Linked DNA regions of Homo sapiens: regions 1 and 2 are each linked to region 3. The links are chromatin contacts, found by Hi-C or POLR2A ChIA-PET in ENCODE. All regions are on one chromosome and are shown on one strand. Each heading gives the region's core, a stretch centred on a gene start or an enhancer-like site at or near the end of the contact. The rest is flanking DNA. Distances are from core to core; before and after follow the strand shown. Region 1 holds the start of RTF1 (RTF1 homolog, Paf1/RNA polymerase II complex component). Region 2 holds the start of CHP1 (calcineurin like EF-hand protein 1). Region 3 has its middle 3.3 kb from the start of MAP1A.

The links. A loop is a pair of places that touch in the nucleus more often than their neighbours do. ChIA-PET counts read pairs that join two places held with the same protein, here RNA polymerase II (POLR2A). Pooled maps may share reads with other maps.
Region 1: a loop to region 3 is called in a pooled map, with 4 times the contacts of the local background. The contact joins the promoter of RTF1 here to the enhancer-like site in region 3. A Hi-C loop is called at or near these places in 3 of 50 pooled maps. POLR2A ChIA-PET finds 5 or more read pairs at or near these places in 3 of 52 experiments (H1, activated CD8-positive, alpha-beta T cell and activated T-cell).
Region 2: a pooled map shows a loop between it and region 3 (5-fold over the local background). The contact joins the promoter of CHP1 here to the enhancer-like site in region 3. A Hi-C loop is called at or near these places in 6 of 50 pooled maps. POLR2A ChIA-PET finds 5 or more read pairs at or near these places in 2 of 52 experiments (PC-3 and activated CD4-positive, alpha-beta T cell).

Annotation. Positions count from the first base shown.
Region 1 is chr15:41,414,942-41,418,368 of GRCh38, forward strand. It overlaps RTF1 (RTF1 homolog, Paf1/RNA polymerase II complex component), which reads left to right and starts at 2,154. Exons shown (of 18, transcript NM_015138.5): 1 at 2,154-2,372. The coding sequence starts at 2,175. RefSeq lists an enhancer at 1,884-1,983 and a silencer at 2,044-2,633.
Region 2 is chr15:41,229,323-41,232,599 of GRCh38, forward strand. CHP1 (calcineurin like EF-hand protein 1) reads left to right here and starts at 1,946. Exons shown (of 7, transcript NM_007236.5): 1 at 1,946-2,127. The coding sequence starts at 2,061. It overlaps EXD1 (exonuclease 3'-5' domain containing 1), which reads right to left and starts at 1,435. Exons shown (of 12, transcript NM_001286441.2): 1 at 1,157-1,435. RefSeq lists a silencer at 1,460-1,519 and enhancers at 1,640-1,709, 1,730-1,789.
Region 3 is chr15:43,512,439-43,516,188 of GRCh38, forward strand. It overlaps a transcript of MAP1A not described here. Among named protein-coding and RNA genes, the nearest start is that of MAP1A, 3.3 kb to the right of the region's middle. Within about 2 kb of position 1,918, at least 4 of the 41 ENCODE cell types and tissues checked have a DNase peak (open chromatin) inside an H3K27ac peak, as active enhancers do.

The DNA of each region.
Region 1 (3,427 bases), core at 904-3,403, 2.1 Mb before region 3:
TATTTTTGAGAAAGAGTCACGTCTGTTGCCAGGCTGGAGTGCAGTGGTACGATTTCGTCTCACTGCAGCCTCCGCCTTCAGGTTCAAGTGATTCTCCTGCCTCAGCCTCCCAAGTAGCTGGGATTACAGGAACACGCCACTATGCCCGGCTAATTTTTGTATTTTTAGTAGAGACAGGGTTTTACCATGTTGGTCAGGCTGGTCTCGATTTCCTGACCTTGTGATCCCCCTGCCTCAGCCTCCCAAAGTTGGGATTACAGGCGTGAGCCACTGTGCCCGGCCTAATTTTTGTATTTTTAGTAGAGATGGGGTTTTGCCATGTTGGCCAGGCAGGTCTTGAACTCCTGCCCTCAGGTGATCGGCCCTCTTCAGCTTCCCAAAGTGCTGGGATTACATGTGTGAGCCACCACGCCCGGCCCCTACTTTATATTCCTAATCACTAAAGGAAATAACTTCTGGAGCTGACCTTTTTATCAGCTGACCTCAAACTTAAGTATAAAAACTTATTTCCTATACACACCAGTTCCCAAAACCTTCTTCTCTCCTCTTGTATTTCATTTTTTTGATGAAGGGCTCACCTGCCACTAGCTTCCTAAGCTAGAATCTGAACATCAATAGGTATCTGGGAGCACTCCTTCCCTTACCCCTATCCCAAATCCTGGGGATTCTACGTTCCAAATTATCCAGAGTCCATCCACTTCTTTCCATTCCCACAGCTTCGTCCTTAGGTCAGGACACCATCATCTCTTGCCAAGAAGACAACAACAATCCAAGCGATCTCCCTGCCCTTAGTCCATTCGCCATACTGCGGTCAGAGTAATCTTTGAAAAACACAAATCAGGCCTGGGTGCAGTGGCTCATGCCTATAATCCCAGCACTTTGGGAGGCTGAGGCGGGCGGATCACCGGAGGCCAGGAGTTTGAGACCAGCCTGGCCAACATGCTGAAACCCCATCTCTACTGAAAATACAAAAATTAGCAGGGCGTGGTGAAGGGCGTCTGTAATGCCATCTATTCCGGAGGTTGAGGCTGGAGAATCGCTTGAACCCAGGCGGCAGAAGTTGCAGTGAGCCAAGATCGCGCCATTGCACTCCAGCCTGGGCGACAAGAACGAAACTCCGTCTCAAAAAAAAAAAAAAAAAAAAAATTAGCCGGGCGTGGTGGCAGGAGCCTGTAATCCCAGCTACTCAGGAGGCTGAGGCAGGAGAATCGCTTGAACCTGGGAAGCGGAGTTGCAGTGAGCTGCCACTGCACTCCAGGCCGGGCAACAAGAGCGACTCCGTCTCCAAAACAAACGAACAAACAAACAAACAAACAAAAAAACACCACCACAAATCAGGCTGGGCACGGTAGCTCACGCCTGTAATCCCAGCACTTTGGGAGGCCAAGGCAGGAGGATCCCTTGGGCCCAGGGGTTCGAGACCAGCCTGGGCAATATAGGGAGGCCCCGTCTCTACTAAAACACAAAACCACACACAAATCAAATCATGTGGTTCTTCAGTTTAAAATCTTTCAATACTCAAGTTCAAACTCCCTAATTCAGCTTACTTATTAGGATCTGAGTGAGGCAGTCGCCGTGTCCTTCTCCAGCCTGGTCTGTCGCCTATCCCCACCCACAATCTCTGCTCTGGCCATAACTAACTTCAGTTCTCCGAACCTAACTTTATTATCGCCGGGCCATTTTGCCTACGCTGTTCTCTGCATGCAACACTCTACTCTCCTTTTGGGTAATTCAGATGCATTCTCCAGGTCCCAGCTCAGCTGTCATTCGCACAGCCCGGGTCGGCAGTCTCCAGCCCCCAACCGGTGTCCACCGCGTGGTCCAGGCGACTTATGTCTTCCAGGCCGTCGGCCCCTTAAGTACACGCCATCAGTGTTGGACAGCTTGAAAGTAGGTAGACACGTGAGCCCCCTCAGAGAGAACCTGGATCCTTGCGGCTCCAGCCCCCGATAGGAAGAGAGCCCACCAAACTTCGGCTCCGCAGCAGAGATACAGCCAAGGACTCCAGGGCAGTCGCGGGTAAAGCCACCACCACTCTCTGCCGGGAACCAGCGACGGGGGAAGGCCCCGCCTCTCACGCTGCGTCGGGGGCGGGGCAGGGCGGGGCACCCGGCGACCTGCGAACGGCGTGCGGCGAGCAGGGGGCGGGGCCAGGGGGGCGGAGCGGAGCGCGCATGCGCGGTCGCCTTTGTGTGGGTCGAGCAGCGGCGGCGGCGGCGGCAGTGGCGGTCCCACTGGCAGGCGGGCAAGAGGGGAGTCCGGGCGGCGGCCGGCGTGGGAGCCGGGGGACCACCATGGTAAAGAAGCGGAAAGGCCGCGTCGTGATCGACTCGGACACAGAGGACAGCGGCAGCGACGAGAACCTGGATCAGGTGAGGGCAGGCCGCGGAGGCGCGGGCCGGCGGAGCCAGAGGGCTGTCGGGGCCGCGGGAGCCGGAGACGGCCGGGCCTGGAGCCTTCCTACCAGAGCGCCCAGCTCGCCCCGTGCCCTGGGCACCACTACAGCCCCTTTCCCGTCTTCCTGGAGTGTGCGGGGCCTTGGAGACCGGCCCGGGCCTGGAGACGGAGCCCCGAGGACTTGGCGCCTTGGGCGGGGAGGCGGGGCAGGGACCGGGCCGTTGGGCCTCGGGCTCGGGGGTAGCGAAAGGGGCCGCGATCTTCCGGGGCCAGATCGGGGCGGCGGGCTGTAGTCCAGGAGATCCGGGCTGGGAGAGATAGGAAGTATCGCCCGCCAACCTGGGAGGCTGGGAGGTTTTGGAGGAGGTGCAAGGGTGCGCGTCGAGCAGTTGGGGGCGAGGGCCAAGAAGATCCGGACTCTGGAAGATGGAAGTTTTTCGGACAAGGGATGTGGACAGAGGAAGGACACTCGTAAATGTTCCTAGGAGCCTCTGCCATGCTTGCCAAGGATGACTTAGCTGTGGGCACGAGTTTATTTGGCGACTAGGGTCGTTTGTGTTTGAGAAGGGCCCTTGTTGAGGTGTCAGACCCAAAAAAACACTCTTGGGTGGAGGAAAGAGGGCAGATACTGGAAGAAATAGAGAACTATGTAGGGCGACATGGAGGGACTGTGCATAGCCCAGGCCTCCTCTTGGCCCTTTCACGCAGCATCCCAGAATTCTTTCTTACTTGAAGACTGCAGGAAGCACTGAAAGTAACTTTTGGCCTCAGTGTCTTGGGGTTGAACTGTTTATATACTCTAGAAAACATTGTAGGGAGGAATCTGCTCTTTGTAGCAGTGCTCTAGTGATACCAGGCGATACAAAGATGGTCTCCTTTCTGTTTAATGAGCAAATGATGTAAAGAAAGAATATGCAAGAGATAGTAGCTTTTGAGTAGAAAGAGTATTGAACTTGGAGTCTGAAAATTTGAATTCTAGGCTGGGCTTATGCTATTTTCTAGCTATATATCTTTGGTCTTAAATGTAAAA
Region 2 (3,277 bases), core at 696-3,195, 2.3 Mb before region 3:
CAAAAATTAGCTGGGCGTGGTGGCACGCGCCTGTAATCCCAGCTACTCAGGAGGCTGAGGCATGATAATCCCTTGAACCCGCCTGGAGGTTGCAGTGAGCCGAAAATGCACAGTGATCAGGCCATTGCACTCCAGCCCGGACTCTGTCGCAAAAAAACAAAACAAGCCAGGTGCGGTGGCTCACGCCTGTAATCACAGCACTTTGGGAGGCTGAAGCGGGCAGATCACCTGAGATACGGAGTTCGAGACCAGCCTGACCAACATGGAGAAGCCCTGTCTCTACTAAAAATACAAAATTAGCTGGACACGGTGGCGCATGCCTGTAACCCCAGCTACTAGGGAGTCTGAGGCAGGAGAATCGCTTGAACCCGGGAGGCGGAAGTTTCGGTGAGCTGAGATGGCGCCTTTGCACTTCAGCCTGGGCAGAAGAGCAAAAACTCCGTCTCAAACAACAACAACAACAACAAACAAACAAAACTCTAGTTCTTCAAACTAGAACCTCAGCTTGCAGGGAACGTGTGGGGCCTCAGGCTAAGCTGTAAAGCCTTAGGTAACACTTAAAACTAGTAACTTAAGTTGACCTGGGAAAGCCTGCTACGACAAAAATATCCTGGTACTTGGGTACTAACAGCAGTCAGAATTCGGTTCTTCCTTATCTTATACGTGTTCTAACCAAACAGGTGTGAAGGGGTAAGGCAGGTGAAGCAGTAAGAACTGGTTCACCTGAGAGTAGGCACTAATTTAACGGGTGGCTTTTACCTTTTTTTTTTTTTTTTTTTGAGACGGAGTCTTGCTCTGTCACCCAGGCTGGAGAGCAATGCCGCGATCTCGGCTCACTGCAACCTCCGCCTCCCGGGTTCAAGCGATTCTCCTGCCTCAGCCTCCCGAGTAGCTGGGATTACAGGCACGCGGCACCACACCCGGATAATTTTGTATTTTTATTAGAGATGGGGTTTCTCCATATTGGTCAGGCTGGTCTCGAACTCACGACCTCAGGTGTTCTGCCCACCTCGGCCTCCCAAAGTGCTGGGATTACAGGCGTGAGCCACCGTGCCAGGCCTACCTTTTTAATCAAAACAAACAATACACCATGAGAATAAAATGCAAAATTTCTCATTTTTAAGACAAAATAAGGAACTTCAAATAAATGGCGGACCATAAGCTAGGAATTCACTGTCCTCCATCGTTAGGGCTTTTTCCTCCGAAGGAAGTTTGGGAAATCTGGATCCTAATTTCAGCCAAGTGGTGCGTTCCTCGAACTTCAGTCTAGAACTAAAAGAAGAGGGGCTGCAATGAAGGAAGAAGTCTCGGGACGCTCCACGCCACCCGGCGGCGGTTATCAAATCACAGGCTGAAAACCTGGAGAAAGGTCCGCGACGCCGGGGACACACGCCGCAGAGGCGACGCCCGCCCGGCCCAACGTCCAGTCTCGTCTGTTTCCCGAGGAGCCAATCAGCACGCGGCCCCGAGGCCGGCTCCCCAGCGCCCCCTGCGGCCGGGAGGAGGACGGCAGCCAGGAAAGATGAAGAGCGCGTGCAGTCCCCGAAGGGTACACCCTAGGGTTCCCCCCCACGCGAAGTTTCTCTCCGCAATCCGTGCCACCTATCGAGTAGGATTCCTAGTGTTCGATTCCTGTGAGAAAAGGTAGACTACGCTGCCTGTCGCAGGTTAGTTTGTTGTAAAACTGTTGGTCAATGACGTTGCCCTTTTAATTGCGTCGTTAGCGACCGAGTGGCATCGCCCCTTTAAGGCCGGTGGCAGCTGCGGTTCCGGGGGCGGGGTCCGTCTTCAGCAGGACTTGGGCTGGAGCTGGGCTGATTCATTCGGGGCTGGAACTCGAACGCTGACGTTGGCTCCTGAGCCGGGCGCTGCCTCGCGCCTGATTGGCGGGTCCTCGGGGCCGCCCTCCCCAGCGCACCACCCCTGGGTTCCCTCCCGGGTCCGCAGTGGAAACACTGCCCTCTCCCTTCTTGACCCCTAGCCCTTCCTTCCCTCCCTCCTTCCCTCCTGTCGCCGTCTCTTCTGGCGCCGCTGCTCCCGGAGGAGCTCCCGGCACGGCGATGGGTTCTCGGGCCTCCACGTTACTGCGGGACGAAGAGCTCGAGGAGATCAAGAAGGAGACCGGCTGTGAGTTCGGGTTGGGGGTGGGAACGCCGGGCGCCTCAGGCTGGCCTCACAACCAAGGGCGGCTGTCGCTAAGGTCTGGAGCTCGGGTGCCTGTGAGGTTGGGGGGTCCTGGGCAGCCTCCAGGTTTGGGGACCGAGAGCTGGAAGACCTGTTCTTCCAGCTGCAGCTTCCTGGAGCGGGGCTCTAGCTACTGTGGGGCTGTCCTTCCCTTCAAAATCGGGACTCTTGATCACTCGTAGAGCGTCGACGCCCCCCTTTTCTGCACCCTGCCCATCAAAGTCCCCGAACTCCTTTCCTTTCTGTTGCCTCGCACCACCCTTCCCTATGAAGAGGCATCCTGAACAGTAGGTAAAGCCCGAGAAGCAAATTCAGGAACTCGAGATGGATTCTGTAGAAAATCCGTTTCTGGGTAAGGACCTAAAACCTCTGACAACTATGGGAAATTACAAACAAGTTCTTGTCACAAATTGGGAAAACCACCCAGAAAGCAAGACCGTGTAGTAAGGCTTTGGGAGACATGACCCGATGCCTGGAGACCTTTAAACAATCAGGGGTCTGGGATTGTGAGACTTCTTTCAATCTGAACTTCTAGAGAAAAAACACGGATACTGTGACCACCAGTTTTTTACTTACACGACGATACTTGCTGTCCTAATCTCATATATGTATTGATTTCTACTATGCTGGTGTACTTTTTTATTCGCTATTGAAATTGGATGTGCTCCAAAAATCTCCGTGTGAATTTGTACTAGGAACTGATTTTTTTTTTTTTTTTTTTTGAAACGGAGTCTCCCTCTGTCAACCAGGCTGGAGTGCAGTGGCGTGATCTCGGCACACTGCAACTTCCGCCTCCCAGGTTCAAGCAGTTCTCCTGCCTCAGCCTCCCAGGTAGCTGGGAGTACAGGTGCCTGCCACCACGCTTGGCTAATTTTTGTATTTTTGGTAGAGATGGGGTTTCACTATGTTGGCCCGGCTGGCCTCGAACTCCTGACCTCAAGTGATCCACCCACCTCGGCCTCCCAAAGTGCTGGGATTACAGGTGTGAGCCACCGTGCCCTGCAGAACTGATTTTTTTTTTTATAGTCCAGTCTCTTCCTCATTAGTCTGAACAAAGGAGCAAAAGGACTCGGGATTCTGAAGCGCTGTAAAA
Region 3 (3,750 bases), core at 668-3,167:
GTCCCCACATACCAAATATACTTTGCAGACATGGTTTGATACTGGAGGGAGACTGGAGAACATAACTTCTCCTTGAGAAGAGGGTTGTTTGTGGATAGCTGTTGACATGCACTAAAGAAATGAGGGACTCCTCTTAGTGATCAATCATCTCTCACGCAAAAATTCACTCTCTTCATTTGTGTTCCCCTTTCTGCATACCCCGGGTCTCCCTGCTTCCCTTTACAGACACCCCAGAATCCCCCATTCATCTTCCTTGACCCTTGTTTAGCATTTTTATTTAGGCTGCACAGGTTTCAGGGTTTCTGGTTCCTGCTTCGGCTTAGCCAACAGATCTCCAGGGCAGAGCAGAATCTTGGTACTTACATGATGATGGGCACCATCAAATCCAGAGTGGAAGGAGGGGCTCCTGAATTTACTGCTACAAGATCAAGTTGTACTCTGAGATTTGGCCCAGATCAAAGCTCACATAATGCAGTTTCCCATTCTGCTGGGTGGGAGGAATGGGTGGGTTAGAGATTTGAGAAAATAAGATGTTAGGCACTACCATTCCATGACAGATGTCTGTGAGGTGACTACGGAAAGCTCTACATGCTATTATAAAAGAACTAAGGCCGGGCACAGTGCTCACACCTGTAATCCCAACACTTTGGGAGGCTGAGGCGGGGAGATCACCTGAGGTCGGGAGTTCGAGGCCAGCCTGACCAACGGAGAAACCCCGCCTCTACTAAAAAATACAAAACTAGCTGGGCGTGGTGGTGCATGCCTGTAATCCCAGCTACTCAGGAGGCTGAGGCAGGAGAATCGCTTGAACCCGGGAGGCAGAGGTTGCAGTGAGCCAAGATCGTGCCATTGCACTCCAGCCTGGGCAACAAAAGTGAAACTCCATCTCAGGAAAAAAAAAAAAAGAAAAAGGAGCTAGGCATCTAGTCATGTTACTGGAAAATGTTGACACACCAATCCATCAGCTTAGTGGAATATAAAATCCATCCAGGTCAACAGCCACTGCAACTGAATGATTGAATTCATGTCTTATACAGATAATTCTCAATTACTCAGTATAGTAGTCACCTTTCCTTAATTATCTCTCCTCCTTTTCCACTGCTCCTAACTGCCAAATCTTTGATCACTTCCTGATCACTGATACTTATAGATGCTGCTAGGAAGTTGGAGAAAATAAGGCTAATATGACTAAAGCTCCATTAGCCTAGGAATATATACAGCAATTTTATATTAATATATGTGAGGCTGACATCTTCCTGATGTGACTGGCTTCCTGTAAAGCAGGCTACTCACTCTTTTGAGAATGTTTCTGTTTAGAATTACTCATGTCATGGCTTCCTCCATTTATCCCTAATGATGAAAATCGGCAGTTTTACCACTTAGTACTCCTAGGAGCTTTGGTGAAAGGCCAGATACAGGGATGACAGAGGATGAAATTAATGACTGAACAGAAGTTTGGGGATTATCTGCTGATGTTAATAATTCACACTGAATGCTCTAACCTTGTCCTTTTGGCTACAGAGACTTGAGAGTAGGCTGCTTTCTGGAATAATGTAAGAAATGAAAAGAAGTTAAACCAAAGTACTTAGCCATTCTTCAGATTAAGATGCAGCGATACTTGGGAAGACACTTACAGAGAGAACATAGTTATTCTCAGGCACTTCTTAGAAATGAGCATTGATATATAAACACCTACTAGGCCCTTTCCATCAAAGAGTTTGTCTGTGGTGTCCTCAAGGAGCTTAGGGCCATGTACCCTAGATCAGAGCTTACTTTGGCATACTGCATATTTTTAGGTTTGGACATTTTTATCATGGTCTGTCTATGTCACAGGAGAATAGTAGAGAATTTCCTGGAAAAACCCACACAGCTCAAGACAGCCACAGCCCCACCCCTGCTGGCTCCTCTTTCAGCTGTCCCCACAAACAACAGTCAGCCCAGAGCAGCTGCAGACACTGCCCCTCCCTCCAGCCTTCTGTTAGTGAGGACGCAAAGGGGACCAGGCAGCTGGGATGAGCTCAAGGGGATATGCTAGTGCCTTATGGCTTGACTACCCCACAGGCTGGGCCACCATTCCTATCACCTATCCTCAAGCCCTGGGCCAAAATGCTGAGAAAGCAGACAAAAATGTATCCTACAGTGACAAGGAGAGTGCACTTATTCCTAGGCACTGCCCCCTCCACATTGACATACCCACACACAGAAAAGAAGGGACCCTCTGATAAAGAGTCAGTGGCCCAGCTCCTTCTAGTGGTCAAGTCTGGTAAAAGCTTTCAAAGGTGATTTTTGCACCAGGTAGTCTCTCCAGTGGTGACTTTCTAACCCCTACAAAAAATCTGGATCTTCCGAGCATTCTAATACAAATTCAGAAACAATTAGGACAGTGGAAAACTGAGTTTCAATAACTCTCTGATTCTTTTACTATTGGATACCTATAGGAAATAGAAGGGGGCTTATAATTCATAACTAATATTCTAAGACTCTAAAAAACACAGGGCCGGGCATGGTGGCTTATGCCTGTAATCCCAGCACTTTGGGAGGCCGAGGTGGGTGGATCACTTGAGGTTAGGAGTTTGAGACCAGCCTGGACAACATGTTGAAACCCTCTTCTACTAAAAATACAAAAATTAGCCGAGGGTGGTGGTGCACACCTGTAATCCCAGCTACTCGGGAGGCAGGAGAATTGCTTGAACCCAGGAGACAGAGGTTGCAGTGAGCTGAGATCATGACATTGCAGTCCAGCCTGGGCGACAGAGCTAGACTCCATCTCAATAAATAAATAAATAAAAATACAGGCTGAGGGACCAGTCTGGAGGCCTTCGGTCTGACTCTCCATTTCCACTGACGGACTTAGGAAGTGATAGCTCTATTACTTCTACCAATACAACAGTTACCCTGAATTAATACAGCAGCTCATTAACCCCTGGAACCGGGGTCTGCATTGCTGTCTGAAATGGGAAAGCAAGGACATGAATAGGACTTCAAATCTCATACTGCAGGCATCTTTAGTTCTGGGTTTACCTGGGAGCTAAGAGTACTCCAGAGTTGATCTGGTCTGAGATCCTGATTTATGATTTCCTTGATCACCTAGATGACCTCTCAGAAATCTTCCACAAAAGGGAGAAAGACTTCCAGTGGCATTTGTACATTGCAGATTTGGAAGTCTAGGAATGAAGAAGCTTTTTTTTCATCTTTTATACAATTCAAACCTCACAGCATTATCGGAGGATGGTACTAATATTATACTCATTTCATAGTTTATGAAGTAGGCTCTGAGAGAGGTTAAGTCTCTTGTTTAGCAGCATGATTAGTAAAATGGTGGATCAAGTCTCAAATCCAGGGTTTCATATCTTACTTTGTAGCTCAGCTCAAGCCTCTCTTTCTTCTTTGGCATCTCACCATTTCATTGCAGCAGAGCCTAGGAATACAGCAGGTGGAGAGTTGGTTGTGGTGGGTAGCTGTTCAGAGGGTGAAGGCTGAAGGAAAACTCCACTGTGAGTTGGCACCATGCCCAGGGTGTGGCCCTTGGGGGTGGCAGCTGAGAATATGGGTGGGCTCTGTATTGGTCTGGGAAATGTTATTTTGTTCGTAAACTAAATGTCTACTTAAGTTTCCCTCCTAACACACTCCAGAAAGCCCTAGAAAGCAGGGAGGAGATAGAAGGCTTGAGGTGGGAGGAAATAAGAACGATGAAGTTGCAGAAGAGGGGTATTTCCCTTTTGTGATGCTCAGAACTCAGCCTGGTTTTCC